Linked DNA regions of Homo sapiens: regions 1, 2, 3 and 5 are each linked to region 4. Evidence: chromatin contacts called from ENCODE Hi-C or POLR2A ChIA-PET data. All regions are on one chromosome and are shown on one strand. Each heading gives the region's core, a stretch centred on a gene start or an enhancer-like site at or near the end of the contact. The rest is flanking DNA. Distances are from core to core; before and after follow the strand shown. Region 1 overlaps MEF2C-AS1 (MEF2C antisense RNA 1). Region 2 overlaps MEF2C-AS1 (MEF2C antisense RNA 1). Region 3 overlaps MEF2C-AS1 (MEF2C antisense RNA 1). Region 4 overlaps MEF2C (myocyte enhancer factor 2C). Region 5 overlaps MEF2C-AS1 (MEF2C antisense RNA 1).

The links. Hi-C counts contacts between places; a loop is a spot of excess contacts on that map. ChIA-PET counts read pairs that join two places held with the same protein, here RNA polymerase II (POLR2A). Pooled maps may share reads with other maps.
Region 1: a map of B cell shows a loop between it and region 4 (4-fold over the local background). The contact joins two enhancer-like sites. A Hi-C loop is called at or near these places in 1 of 168 maps with a recorded cell type or tissue (B cell) and 5 of 50 pooled maps. POLR2A ChIA-PET finds 5 or more read pairs at or near these places in 1 of 52 experiments (activated B cell).
Region 2: a loop to region 4 is called in a map of GM12878, with 5 times the contacts of the local background. The contact joins two enhancer-like sites. A Hi-C loop is called at or near these places in 5 of 168 maps with a recorded cell type or tissue (B cell, GM12878, HCT116 and 1 more), 36 of 37 single-sample maps with no recorded cell type and 15 of 50 pooled maps. POLR2A ChIA-PET finds 5 or more read pairs at or near these places in 1 of 52 experiments (activated B cell).
Region 3: a map of B cell shows a loop between it and region 4 (7-fold over the local background). The contact joins two enhancer-like sites. A Hi-C loop is called at or near these places in 5 of 168 maps with a recorded cell type or tissue (B cell, GM12878, K562 and 2 more), 23 of 37 single-sample maps with no recorded cell type and 12 of 50 pooled maps. POLR2A ChIA-PET finds 5 or more read pairs at or near these places in 2 of 52 experiments (OCI-LY7 and activated B cell).
Region 5: a loop to region 4 is called in a map of ascending aorta, with 3 times the contacts of the local background. The contact joins two enhancer-like sites. A Hi-C loop is called at or near these places in 5 of 168 maps with a recorded cell type or tissue (B cell, PC-3, ascending aorta and 2 more), 7 of 37 single-sample maps with no recorded cell type and 8 of 50 pooled maps. POLR2A ChIA-PET finds 5 or more read pairs at or near these places in 2 of 52 experiments (B cell and activated B cell).

The regions. Positions count from the first base shown.
Region 1 is chr5:89,395,803-89,398,502 of GRCh38, reverse strand. All of the region lies in intron 8 of MEF2C-AS1 (MEF2C antisense RNA 1), which reads right to left. Among named protein-coding and RNA genes, the nearest start is that of LINC02161, 180 kb to the left of the region's middle. Within about 2 kb of position 1,267, at least 5 of the 41 ENCODE cell types and tissues checked have a DNase peak (open chromatin) inside an H3K27ac peak, as active enhancers do; they include B cell, where a contact is called at or near this core.
Region 2 is chr5:89,301,713-89,304,449 of GRCh38, reverse strand. The region is part of intron 7 of MEF2C-AS1 (MEF2C antisense RNA 1); the gene reads right to left. Among named protein-coding and RNA genes, the nearest start is that of LINC02161, 280 kb to the left of the region's middle. Within about 2 kb of position 1,354, at least 3 of the 41 ENCODE cell types and tissues checked have a DNase peak (open chromatin) inside an H3K27ac peak, as active enhancers do; they include B cell and GM12878, where a contact is called at or near this core.
Region 3 is chr5:89,269,859-89,272,841 of GRCh38, reverse strand. All of the region lies in intron 7 of MEF2C-AS1 (MEF2C antisense RNA 1), which reads right to left. Among named protein-coding and RNA genes, the nearest start is that of LINC02161, 310 kb to the left of the region's middle. RefSeq lists enhancers at 883-932, 963-1,102. Within about 2 kb of position 1,286, at least 2 of the 41 ENCODE cell types and tissues checked have a DNase peak (open chromatin) inside an H3K27ac peak, as active enhancers do; they include B cell and GM12878, where a contact is called at or near this core.
Region 4 is chr5:88,731,027-88,733,726 of GRCh38, reverse strand. It overlaps MEF2C (myocyte enhancer factor 2C), which reads left to right. Exons shown (of 11, transcript NM_002397.5): 7 at 1,826-1,998. Among named protein-coding and RNA genes, the nearest start is that of GSCAR, 35 kb to the right of the region's middle. RefSeq lists enhancers at 1,125-1,404, 1,525-1,574. Within about 2 kb of position 1,391, at least 19 of the 41 ENCODE cell types and tissues checked have a DNase peak (open chromatin) inside an H3K27ac peak, as active enhancers do; they include B cell, GM12878, ascending aorta and 1 more, where a contact is called at or near this core.
Region 5 is chr5:89,456,872-89,459,728 of GRCh38, reverse strand. All of the region lies in intron 8 of MEF2C-AS1 (MEF2C antisense RNA 1), which reads right to left. Among named protein-coding and RNA genes, the nearest start is that of LINC02161, 120 kb to the left of the region's middle. Within about 2 kb of position 1,593, at least 8 of the 41 ENCODE cell types and tissues checked have a DNase peak (open chromatin) inside an H3K27ac peak, as active enhancers do; they include ascending aorta and gastrocnemius medialis, where a contact is called at or near this core.

The DNA.
Region 1 (2,700 bases), core at 18-2,517, 660 kb before region 4:
TATATTCAATGGAATATTGTTTGGCCTTACAAAAACAAAAGGAAATCTTAACATTTGCAACAACATGGATAAACCTGGAAGATACTAAGCTAATTAAAATAAGTCAGTGTCATAAACACAAATACTCTACTATTCTACTTATATGAGATATCTAAAATAGTCCAACACATGGAGAACAGAATAGTGGTTTCTAAGGGACTTGGAGGAACAGAAATGGGGAATTGTTGGTCAATGGTTATAAAATTTCAGTTATGAAAGGCAAATATGTTCTATAGGTCTGCTGTACAACGTAGTGCCTATAGTTAACAACAGGATATGATACACTTAAAAATTTGTTACAAAGGTGGATTTCATATTAAATGTTCTTACAACAAAAGGAGTGGGATGCATAAGGAAACTTGGAAGTGTTGAATATGTTTATTATCTTGATTGCAGTGATAGTATCACAGGTACATAAATATGTCCCAACTCATCAAACATGCATTAGGCATATGCAATTCCTTTGTATAAAAATTAGACTTTTCTTTTTTTAAAAAAAAAAAAGACCAGGGAGATTGAAATAGTGGCATTACAGAAATGTAATGGTGAGGTACTTAAAGTAGAAAGGACTAAAGAAACCATGTTCGGGTATAAGCATTTCATAGTTAGATAAAAAGCAAAAATAAATAAACTTTCATAGTTCTTGTATTGAGTAATATGTTCAACATTTCAGATATTTACCTCATCACTGAGCTTCAGTTCTTCCTTGAAGTTAACTCCATTATTAACCTTCAACAATTTCTTAAGGCTTGAACTAATTCTGACACTCATTATGTCTTTGATCTCCACCCCATCTCTGAGATTTAATTCTTAGGCTCTGTCCCATTCATCGCATTTGCCTTATCCCACTCCCAAATGACCACTAGCTAAAATTTCACTCTTACTCCAAGGAGAAGGTAAATGTTAGGTACAGAGCAAACTGTGGTATTAGAGGTTGGAAGTGAATGTCAGCAACAAGCTCATACCTGGAGATGAGGTAAAATAATAACAAAGGAGATAAAGGTTACACACATCAATTTTTGTAAAAACAATCATGTTTATATTATAAACTTAATTTATTTTAGAAATATAGAGCATATATAGGCATAGATGTATTTACAGATCCAAATCAGGAAGTATGTCATTCATGGGAATCTAGAGGGTGATTCATAACATTACACATATCTGGCTATTGGGTCTCTGGGGCATAGGTGGCAAGTGAAACCATAAGGCAAATGAGGAACATAAGAGACTCAGAAATGGAGGGAAGAGTATAGAATTGTCAATAAGAAGAAAAAAGGTGCACTGTCTAGTCCTCTTTTCCTATAAGTTTAGTGAAGAGTTGTGAAGAAAATGATTAAATCAAGACATAGAACGAAGTTCCTATAAAGGCATATTAATTGAAAAGTGTTTGATGGCATAGAAAAATGAATTCACAAGATCAGGGGAAAGGGTGAGAGCAAAGGAGCAGTCAAGACTGAAGTGTGTCTAAGGAATTAGAAGTAGTTGGATTGAAATTCACATGTCAGAGAGTAAAGTACAGAACATTTGACTTTCACTTTTGATAGTCACTGGAATAAAACATTGATGGATGCTGGAGTTGGGAAATAAACTAGAAGGCCATGGTAAAACAGGAACAGGATATGCAGACTTTGCTGTTGACAGAATTTGCAGCTTTTTGAAACCACAAAGGCCTGACTGGGGACTGGGATGTTGCTGTGATCTTGTAAACATGCTTCCTCTGCTTGGTTCTGTTGCTGATAACAGCTTCACGTTAGAAAACCGGGTTTTGGAGGACTGTCCCTCAGCACATTTACCTTCTACATGCTCAGCTCTTCAATGAAAACAGAGCATGTTAGGTAAAAGAGGCCCCAGTCCTCCTTCTTCCAGGAATTATGTTGAAGTTACTAGGCAATGTGAAGCTACATAAATTGGCAGTTTATTGGTGAAGTGATGATTTGCAAACTACAGCTTTATATAAAGTTGTAGAAACCAGGGCCTAAAATTATCAGGATAATATTGCACAACTGCTGACTCAAGAAAGCCTCAACTGTTTCCTTCCACTAAATAGAAAAGGCAGCATCTAGTTTTCATCCTTAAACCAAAACACACATTGTAGGAATGCCTTCTATCCTGATAATTTCACTCCTGTTTTGTGTTAGAACTTCACATATGGTATGATCTACAGTACTAGATAGGAAGGGGAGAAGCTTCACATCCCTAAGTCACTAAATTATCTAATCACTACATGTTGCAGTGACATCAGTAATGGGATGGTCCCCATAGCCCTTTGAGAGTTAACATGATCAGATTTGCCTGTTAAAAGATGATTTTCACACTATATGGAGGGTGGATTGGTAGGGTCTGTGGGAAGAGCAGATGAGATAAATCAGGAAACCACTGTCAAAATCTAGTGAGAACTGATGGTCTATAAGGAGAAAGAATATGTTTAGGGGGATTAAAGTTTGATGACTAATAGGATATGGGAGAAGGAATTAAGTAGAGAGAGGAAGGTAACTGGGATGAAAGCAAGATTTCTGGTTTGGGTGAAGGTGTCCTTTCTGAGATAGAGAACATAAGAAAGTGAGTGTGTATGACAGAAAAACTCTGGTATTCACTTTGGGGAATGTTGATTTTGGATATTCAACTTTAGACATGTTGAAGATTTCCAGCAGGCAGAAA
Region 2 (2,737 bases), core at 105-2,604, 570 kb before region 4:
TTCTTTATTTTTTAACATATTATAAGAATCATAGTTCTTTTTAAAGGGAAACTTTTGAAAATATATCGCTAGTACCATATATGTAATATTTATGACATAATGCTTTACATTATAAAATGAATGTTATGTTGATATTATCATCAATATATAAACACAATTGGAAAAACAAGAAAACAAGGAAGATTCTCTTCATATTTGCAGCTTGCCATTTGTTGAATATTAAAGTTAAATTGCCAGCCCTTTATAGACTTCTCTTTTCTCTTCATAAGTTGACAAGTTTGCCCAAAACAAGACACATTATTACCACGGTGATTCTATGGCAGTGACTTTCCAGAGTTACTGCTCAGGACTTACTGCCTGAATTGATGATAGGAAGCCCTAAATTCTTCTCCTCCTCTCATGATCTTTGCAGCCTTCACCACCCCACGAAGGTGCAGATTACAATCCCAGATGCTGGCCATTTGTGTATATTCCATTGTATTTTAATTTTATAAGCATCATGGCTAGTAGAAATTTCCTATAGAATTATATTCGTAGCCAGAAATGAAAAATGACCACTTTTTTTGGCCTTTCACTTCATTGGAGCTGCACTTAAACTATTACCTATTTAATTCAAGTGTAAAAACAAAACCCACTAAATATTCAAGGTGAAAGTCTGGAGTATGTTTTAGGATGTCTTTTAACCTCAATTAAATTTCTAAATGTATTAATTCTCCATTTCACTTAGCATTTGTTAGGTGAGAAAGGGGGGCCCCAAAAGAGTTTTATAATGATTAGGGCAAGAAGCATATATTGACAAGGAGAGGCTGTGTGATGAAATTTGCCATCCTCAGTGAATACAATGACAGCACCGTGGGCTTAATACATTTTCTAAAATTTTAAACTATGGTGTAATGTTCTTTTTTTGAAAATATACAAGAGTGATGTAAATTGTGTTATTAGTAAACCACTTAGGATTGTGTTTTTAAGGCTTTTTATATTTGAACCCACAAGTAGTTTGCCAGGGAACGGTGCCCTTAATCACTCTCCGTAGCTAAGCAAACACATTAAGCTGACTTTCTAATTGGCATGAGCCGGATTTCCCTCACCATGATGAGTGTGATTTTGAAACCAAGAAACTTTAGGTTTGTCCTTTAAGAAAAGTGATTTACAGGAGAAGGTTGTGGGAGGGAAAAAGGAACTCTATTTTACCCCAAAAAGAGACAACATCCTTGCCCGAGGTAGCATTGTGACATTGCCAATGCAACAGGGTTGTGAAATACTGAGTTTTTGTTTTTGTGGTGATGTCTGAAAGTACTGGTTACTGCACCAATGTCTTGTTATCATGCATCTCTAGTTCTGGATCTACTTCCTTATAATTGCTAATGAAAACAGAGTGATGAGCAGAGCAGTGGCTAGATCTTCAGTTCAATTCTTCTGTTGTTTGTATTAATAGATGACATCTTCTGAAAATTTCTTAATAATTATATTTGGCATTTAAGAAACAAAATACAATTGTCTTTTCCTATATTTTTAAGTCTATTTAAATTTTTGACTTACAAGCTAACTTATCTTTATTTCTCTAATCCTAGGCATCCACTAAAAACAGTCTCTATTAGTGTATATTTTGCAAGTAATCAAAATCACAGTAACTGAGGAAAATTAGGACAAGCCTAATAGTAGCCAAGCTCTAAATAGGCTTTAAAATAAAAATAGGATATGTGACTCAGAATACAGTACTAGTTCTTCATCTTACAGATGTTCTCAGCCATCGGAGTCAGCGTGGGCTATGACACTGGTAAGTGTGGGTGAAATGGGTAAAATTTTGGAGAGAATGATAGGCTTTTTTTTCAGACTATCTTCCAATTACCTCATATTACTTTATGTTTTACAGAATGTACAGAAAACTTTGCCTACTCATTTCTTATTTGCCTTAATAGCAAGCTTTAAGTGAGCCTTAAATTAGTAATAGAATTGCCTCCCTCTTCTAATGGCATTTTAGGTTTATACAAAACCCATCTCAGGAAACAAGTGTCTGGCTTTAGTTACTTATCAGCTGAGTGGCTACCTCATTAAACAAAATTCACTAATGATTTCTGTCATGACACGCCATTCATTGGGCCAACAAGATAGAAAAGACAGCATCTCTGACCACGGAAGGGACATGACAGAAATGCTGTCATGATATTTATATTCCACCTACTCGAAAGACCAATTGAGAAACTCCATATGGACTCCAGTTTGCCACTAGCCCACAGAATTGAAGTTTCTTAGCTGGCTTAAATTAAGAATTTTGGGTAAGTGTAAAACTTTGCATATATTTATTTTCATAAATCTAGGCAGTTTATTTTCATGTAGTTCTTTTCATCCTACCCAATTCTCTTTTAGTTGACACAATAGGCAAAGGAAATACATTCTTAGAAAGCTTGTAAGAAGAGAGGGCCAGGTATAATAGGAGAAAGTAAAAGAACATTGCTTGATAGCTCTAATCTAAGGTGTATTAGTTAGGAAAAGGTATGTACACCTAGTTTAGAACAATAAGAAAAAGAAGGTAGCCTCCATTGAGGTAGATTGGCTGATTTGAATTATCTGAAACCCCTTCCTCTCACTTCTCAACATTGGCCAAATGGCAGGTGGTACAAGTCCAGTTCCCCAGTAAGTTCCTGTAAACAAAACTACTTATTTATAGACAGCTTCTCAGTACTGTTTTTCAGGAGCTCAGTCAGAACGCAACTCAGAGCCACATCAACTGCAAAGA
Region 3 (2,983 bases), core at 37-2,536, 540 kb before region 4:
CAACCTCTCCCACTTTCCTTCAAAGTAGAAGTTTCTGGCAAGGCAAGAGTTTCACTGAAGCCTTTCCTGGTTGTCCTCTTCAATTTTAGATGATTGCTTGATATGAATATCTCTAACAGGGTATATTTTAATACACAGAGTAGCAGAGATGGCTTCAAATGCCTATTATCAGAAAAAAAAAAGGCATTTGTGTGATGGGGAAATAAGAAACCTCTGCAATCACTTTTATTCAATGAAAGCCATTCCTTTGGGTGGGAGAGTCAAATGCTAGTACCCACACATGCTGCCTGCATACCAGCACAAGCCGGAGGAATGCAGATTTCTGTATCTGAGAACAGCTGCTAAGTAAAATGGAACGTCCAACAGATGGCTGCATTGTCATTATTGGGGGAGGAAGAGAGGGGAGCTATTTTGGTTTTTCTGTTGAGTGTGTGTGTGTGTGTGTGTGTGTGTGTGTGTGTGCATGCACCCATGCACGTGTGTGTTTAATAGGATGTGTTCTCTCATACCTGTGTTCTCTACTACCTAGATCTCTCTGGTGCTATCAAAGACTCTTAATCACTTTGATTCTTAGAATTAGAACAGACATTGGGGATCGTTTAGTCATTTGACATTTAATGGAGAAGAAGAGAGAAGACCAAAGACACATAGCATATTGGAGCCAAGACCAGAACTCTTACATTTGGCCTGATTACATAGAAGTCCTACATTCTATTTACTTAAGGATCAGTACTGAGCGCAAATACCAAAGCTCAAGAAAAGGAAACACTACAGCAGTTGCAGTTTCATAGTCTGAAAAGTACGTGTGTGTGTGTGTGTGTGTGTGTGTGTGTGTGTGTGTTCAAGTCTTCTGATGGAGTTGCTTTGCAATTCACATGGAGGAAAGAAGTAAGCTATTTTGTAAGTTAACTTATATCTGGTCTTTATTATACATTTTATTAGATGTTTGGAACATTTTGACTTATGGTCTCCCAAATTAAATAACAAGCTATAGAATATGAAGATTCTCCTCCAGTTTCATACTTCAGAACACAAGGAGTTAAGTTTCAAGTCAAAGCTACTGAAAGCCATTCTTAAGAAGCAGACAGGAAAGTGTTGAGATCCCATCATGACCTGTCTATAAAGGTCTCCATCCCACTTCTGATGGTAGCTTTGGGTCAGTTGTACAGTCACATGGCTCACCCATTGGTTCATGTTTTTTTCCAGAAATAGAATCAATAGAGAACAGACAAACCCACAGTTGCCAGTTTGTACAGTCTTGTGGTTTCTGTCAGGGGCTACAGACTCGAGCAGGTCTACCAGATAATGAAGGCAAACTATTTCAGTTCCTGTGGGTCCAGAGTGCCTTGGCAGAGTTCTGGTTTCAAACAAATGAATAACAAATTAAAAGGTACAGTAAAATAAGGCGGTGGTTAAAATATATGAACTAAAATCAATGTAGGAGAAACGTAGTTAAAAACCCTGCATTCTCAGCAATAGCCTATGATGTATTTTGTTAATCTCTTAAAATTTATGTTAAAAGCCTTTTAACAGAAAGTCAATATATTTGGGTGGTAGAGCAAGTATATCATCCTGTACTGGTGGTTGCATTAAATACTATGCATAGGCTCCACTGTCTGTAGAAAATGAGCAGGGGTCCACCCAACGGAAGTTCCATCTCAAGGAGGTCAGACGCTTTTCCCAAAATGGACTGTGAAGCCAAGCTCAGCATTACACTCTCCTCTGCCTAGGTTCCCCACTGACGTCAACAAGAGTTCTGAAAATGAAGGGGGATCAGAATACCAGAAGCATAGCCTAATAATAGAGCAAAAACGGAGAGCAGATGGAAAATAAAGCTTCTCGAATAAAGTGTGACCTAATGTCATAAATTTGTTGGGGAAAAGAAAACAACAACAACAGCACAGCAAAAAGGTCTGTAAGCAGACTTACTGGTGTGAAAACTCTGGAATATGGCAGACTAGAAAAAACACCTAGCTACTTAGAAACCTTTCAGTAAAGGACTAAAAAGTAAACAAGAAAACATGCAAAATCAAATTTTGGATGAGTTCGAAACACCACTACTAATTGTGTGTAGGGGCAAAAAAGACACAAAAATAGAAGTAGAAAATTCTAGAAACAGGGTTTTAGCAGCTTCCTTTGCACATTATTTATGCATACACTTATTCCTTGTATCTTCAACTCACCTGGAACAATCTGCTGCCCCCACAGATGGGCAAGCTTGGAGTGACTCAGGCACAAACTTGATACATGGTGGTAAAAATGAGTTGAAAGAATGGGCCCAAAGTAAAAGATGTTAAAAAGGGTCCCAGCCACACACTAATCTCCTAGAAGGGCTCACCATTTACTCCTGCACCCTTATACCCTCGTGTGTGTGTGTGTGTGTGTGTGTGTGTGTGTGTGCGCGCGCGCGCATGCTGGCGTGCGCGCCAAAGTCTCAGTACAAACTTCCTGGGAATCTTTACTAACTGTATACATCTCAACAGAAGAGAGATTTTTAGATCTACTTAATAATTGGACTTAGAAACTTACTTTTGATATGGACAAAGAAGGTCTCAAGATGTTGAGTGAAATATAAAGAAAAATCTCAAATTCAATCCCTAAATATTTGTTTTTCTATCTGGCAATCATCAAGATGTTTTTCTATTTGATGAACACTCTGTTTTCTCAAAGAGTGGGCTGTTGGTTGGGAAAGCGGAGGAGGTGAAGTTTTAGAGTAGGGCTGCATTTTCTCTTTATTTTCATTGTTTAACCACTGATGGGATTAAGGCAGGGAAAGCTATCTTTTTTAAAATGATTTTCTTCTTTCGGTTTTTCACTCTAATGGTTCTTGGGCTTTACCTCTATCATCCCATACAAAGAAATATTGTTTCTTCAGGGTAGCCTTTCTAGGTTCTGCCTCCTCAACCTCTTTAATCTGTCTAGCCAGCATTTTTCTTTGAGTCTAATTCTTGCTCTGCCTGATCCTTTGAACTTGATATTTTAG
Region 4 (2,700 bases), core at 142-2,641:
TAGTTATTTGTTATATATTCAGCCTGTTTATTCATGCATAAAATGAGACAGGTAAATGAATGGGATATGAAGAACAAATCTGCTTTATACAGTGTGCCTCAAATATATTTTGCTTCTAAAGATGTTCCCATAAATATCTCCTGAAATATACCTTTGCTCTGCCTTCCCAGTTCCTCATGGCCTCTATCTCAGGCCATCAAAGTAGTCTCCAGACTGGTCCACACTAGCAGGCCTTACTAATTCCTGAGTATACCAATGCCAGTAGATCTTTCTGACCACTTAGAGGTCTGTGTCATACCTCTACTCTGAAACTTTCATTTCCACCATATAAACCCAAGGACTTTTAGCCTGGAATTTGAGATCTCCACAGCCCAACCCCTGCATCCCTCCAGAGCCTCTGACACCCCTCTCTTTTCACGGGTCCCCTTCTAAACAGGTTCCTCTCAGTGCCCCTTACCATGCTCTTTAAACTCCTACCTCAGCCCTTTCCTACTGCCCAGTCACAAGCCTAACATATCTTCCTATGGCCTTTCTTTAAGGCCCTCATCAATTCCTGCCTCTTCTGTGAATCTTTTATTGGATCACCTCTTCTCTCCCGGGAACTCAATAACACTTAATCTGGATTACTCTGCAGGCACCTCACCCTACGCTGCCTTGTATTGGTCTTTATGTTTTCCATGAGTATGTATTGGATTACCACAAAGAGATTTCAGAGCTTTTCAAGCCTGGGGCCTTGTCTTTGCATCCTCACTGGGTAGCACACAATCTCACTCATGCAGGGGTAATAGATACTTGTGTTTTGTAATGATGGCAATAACAATGAGGTTTAACTGTCTCCTTTAGAAAGCTTCAGAAAACAACTGTCTAGTTTCTAGCAAGGATTGTTGAATCAGGTAGCTGAGTTCTCTTATTCTCCCTTCAGAGGCAGTGGAGGAAATCAGCAGATGTCTTTCTGAGTCCACTGTCATGCCAGCTCTGCTGGCATTTGTAATCAACTCCTCCCTAGCTCTCTTGGTCATATTTTGAAATATGAAAAACGCAGACCTTGGGATACCCACTTTTCTGTTAGTAGGATACTGAACATCAGAGACCTAAGAAAACCCTTTCAGTCTTCCAGTTCAATGGCTATTCCTGTGCCTTGGTGAATCAGCACTTTAGCGGAGGCATCATCACTTCATTTCAGCTCCAGGGAAGGAGTCTTGCTTTCTGAAGTTCTGTGTGAGGAGGAAAGCAAGGGTTGTACACTGAACTTAGTAAGGAGGGCAAAGCAGATGGAAGAAAAACCATAGAGAGAATTCACTCAGAGAAAAGCGGAACTGAACAGCAAAATGTGTAAGCGGCTTCCCCTCCTCCTGCCTGTCCTAGAAATTACAGTCTTGCTGGTATGCCCTTTCTTCATTTAAGGACACACAGACACACAAAATAAAACCCAAACCAGTGAACTGAAAGAGTGAGTCACGCCAGCCAGGCCTCCGCCAAGCTAGTCAATTAAAGTGCAAGACCAGTTCTGTGCTTTTCTTAGACCCTGAACTACTGTCTGACTTTCTTCCTGAATATTTTTGATAGGAAAAAAAGTATATGCTGACTTCTGAGCAAGTTGATGTATATTGGCTCTCTTCTCATAAAAAGTTTTTAATCTTCCTTCAGAGGACTATTGAATACTTAATTGGGTTACTTGTCCCATGGAGGTCAAATCAGTCATCCTATGGTTTTGCAATGTACGTCTTACCATTAAGCTTTTGTTTTTATTCTCATGTTGTGTATTCTTCGGAAACGTATTTGACCTAGATTTCTTCCTAAATGCTTTATTGTTTTTTGTTAACAGGGAACGGGTATGGCAATCCCCGAAACTCACCAGGTCTGCTGGTCTCACCTGGTAACTTGAACAAGAATATGCAAGCAAAATCTCCTCCCCCAATGAATTTAGGAATGAATAACCGTAAACCAGATCTCCGAGTTCTTATTCCACCAGGCAGCAAGAATACGATGCCATCAGTGGTAATACAAAACTACATTTTAAATAAATATTGATAATGTTTTGTATATGTTTTGCTGTTTTTATATTTGTCTAACTTGATGAATTACTTAACATTCTCCCAGAAAATTAACATAACAGTGCCATTGACAGAGCCTTGCTTGTATTTAGCTATTATTTCTGGTAACTGGTTTGCATTTCCCTTTTCCGTGTAAAAAAAATATATATATATATCTGGTGAACTTCACTAGGCTGATGTTCTAGGATAAGAAAAACATTTTCTTTTAAGGCTTTCAATTTATAGTTGGAAAAAAATCAGACACTACCATCGGTCAATCTCTACGTCCCATAAGCAGAGTAATAATAGGTAATGAGGTACTTTATAACATAGTATTTTTACAATATTTATGTCCTCAACACGCTGACAATGAGAAAGTACTTTCCACAATTTCTAAATGAACTTTCTCCTGTTAATTAGCAAATCCTTTCTTAGATGTATTGCAATGATTATATCTAATACATCGCATGCCTACACACTGCCTCAATTCATCTTTCCATACATTTACTTCATGAAAATAGCTATCTCTCAAAAGCAAATTAAAATCCTAGGCATTTTAGGAACAAAGGTTATATTTTACATCAAAAAAGAATTGTAGCACCTCTAAGGAAGATAAATAAATAAGAAATTTTAAATAGAGGTTATATCCCCAGACCCTGTCATTTTT
Region 5 (2,857 bases), core at 344-2,843, 730 kb before region 4:
GCTACTGTTTAAATAAAATCTAAATAATATATGATGAGCACAAACAGGCTTTCTAGTCAATTAACTGTTACTAGAAAGAGGAAAATTCTTCTCATCATTATTTCTCTATTTGCTCTATCATTTTTTCCTATCATAAAGATGGTCTCTAAGTAAATCTAGTCATAGACAATGTAGCCAAGTAGATAAAAGTTATAGGTTACAATCTCTAGCTTCTAATGTCTTTCTTATGGGTGAAATATCAATAGATTTTGTTCCTGTTTTTATTCAAATTGATGTGGTAGAGTAAATGTATTGAGTGCTGAGGAAAAGGGAAGCTAAAATTCCTAGGACTAATTTTTGACAATCCAAACCTTCATATATACCACTCTCTGAAATATGTTTGTCCACAATTGTTTTCAGTGTTATCAACATTTAAGGATTGTGATTTTTTTTTGTCTACATTTGATGAATACTTGGATTTTGGCTTTCATTCCACACCCAGAATGTATTATATACATGTGTGTGAATGCATATATATGAATAATTGTGCAAACCATATCTTACAGTAGGTAATTCATCTATCTTTATTTTTAGAATTTTACAAAACATATTGCAATAAATATTAAAAATCAGAACTGAAAATATCACAAACCTATTAAGATTAAGGTTTATTTGTATTATTCTTTATAAAGTGAATGAAGCATTTGTTAATGTCAACATTTTTGTTATTTAATTGCCTAGCTCAGTGCAAAAGGACAGCTTTAAATATATATTTCTTCAAATGGTGAACTAATCATCATTTAAATGGCATTTGCCTTTGCTTAACATGGCTTCCTGGTTCTCAGATAAGGCTAAAATGAAAATGAAATTCTTGATCCATCCACTGCTATTTTTTTTTTGGTGCAAAAAAGTCATATTAATAAGAACCTTAAACTGATAGGAAATATGTCCAGCCCTGGATGTAGTTAACAATCTAATTAAAAGGACAATTTGGCAATTGATATGCTATCAGAAAAGAGAAAGTGAGAGAGAAAGAGAGAGACAGAGAGAGAGAGAAAGAAAAGGCAGGAGAAAACCCAGGGCCTGGCAACAAATTTGTCTCTTAAATGCTCACTTTCAAGTGTGTCTGGTTTCTAGTGCAGTTTGTTTCAGAAGGGATCAATTTTTTCCCCTTTTCCCTATTCTACTTTTGCACTGGTATTGTCTGAATCCCAGAGTGAGCAGCAATACATCATCTTGCTTCAACATCTGCTAGAGCCCCCTCTCCTCCTAATCTGCCCAGATCCCCAAAGCCTTTTCCACCTGCTATAGCGCCAAATGCTCATTACAGCATACAGCTATGCCCTTCATTGTCCTTTCTCCCAGATCCTCAAGGTTAACATGGAACAATGACTATTATTAAGTGGGGGCTTCAGGAATATAAAAGCAGACTGGGCAAGGAGAGAGAGGGTGGGGCAGTGGAAGCATTGGGTAGCATGCCAGGAGAGCTGGCAGGAAAGAGCTGCTAGAAAGCTGTGGCCAATTTTCCAGTCGAAACATGAGTCACTGAATAGAGATGCCCTAGACATAAATAGCTTCCCTGTTCATTGCCCAGGACAAGCAGAGACCACACCCTTCAGTGGTTTTGTGTCAGGGTACTTTTGGATATGGCTTTGAGCAACTAGCGCAGGAAGAGAGATAAAAATGGCCAATTTGAGAAGGCTGGCAAGTCTAGAAGTTGTGTTTACTCCTTGGCCAACTGTAAATTGTAACCAATTGGAAGTTGTTCTACGTCTTTTTTTAATACAAATCACCAACCTGTTCCTTCTATTTGCATCATCACACCAACCACCAATGGAAAATCTGAGACACATTAGCTTAGACTGCTTAGAAAACAATGAAATTCAGAATCTCTCTGACTGTATTCATTTAGATTATCATAGAATCTGAATTATTTTTAAAGGAATCTAATGGTTGGGGGAGGCAGCTTTACTTTAGATTTCCTGTCTTTGGCAGCTGTGTACCTCACTCCCAGATGCCATACTTGGTGCAATTTCCTTTTAGTTTTGTAGGAGATATTTTAAGAAGTTAAACACTGTTTCCTCAGTGACATTCATAGGGATGATCTAGATAAACCACATGAATGTCAGCTGGCCTCTAGCAGAATTGGCCAGCTCTGTCCTGGACATCCTTTCCTGTTAACGCACCCTTGGACAATGTCTCCAGCAGGATCAAGTCGCTCCCTGTTGCTCTTCCTCTCCTGGAAGTAGTATAAAACCACGGGTTCCCTCTAAGGCCACCTAGTAAAATTTTACTTGCTTCCACCACCCAGAACCCCAAGGAAGTGTGTTAACCATCCCATAGCCACAAAATGTGCTGATCTAAATAAAACACAGGCCATCCAGCTCAGTGTTCTAGCCAACACACTGGAGGGGCTGAACAAGATCTCATTAATAAAATCAGTTAGGTGTAAAACAACCTGGGCTAGATAAAGTCAGAGTTTGTTTACTTACTCCACTAATGACAACACACCTAAACTGTCAGACTTAACACTAGGAAGAGTGTTATAGTTCCCTTTTCTATTTTAAAATCCAAGTTTGAAAGTCACAACTAAACTTAGATAGACAATTTTTTAATTGCAATTAGGAAATAAGAGAGACACATTGAAAAATAAAAGTTTTTCCTTTCACTTGGATTGATCAAGATACTAGATCTTCGTTGCGGGTTTGTGTGAAGATAGAAAAGTAACTAGAGTTTAGCTAAATGGTGAACATTTCAGGAACATATTCTTAAAAGTTTAAAATTTAAACCTTGTCCTAGACATTTCATATACATTTGCCTCCGTTTTAAGATTGAGAAGTAGTAAGTAAATGCTAATAAAAAGTATTTTATGTGGGTG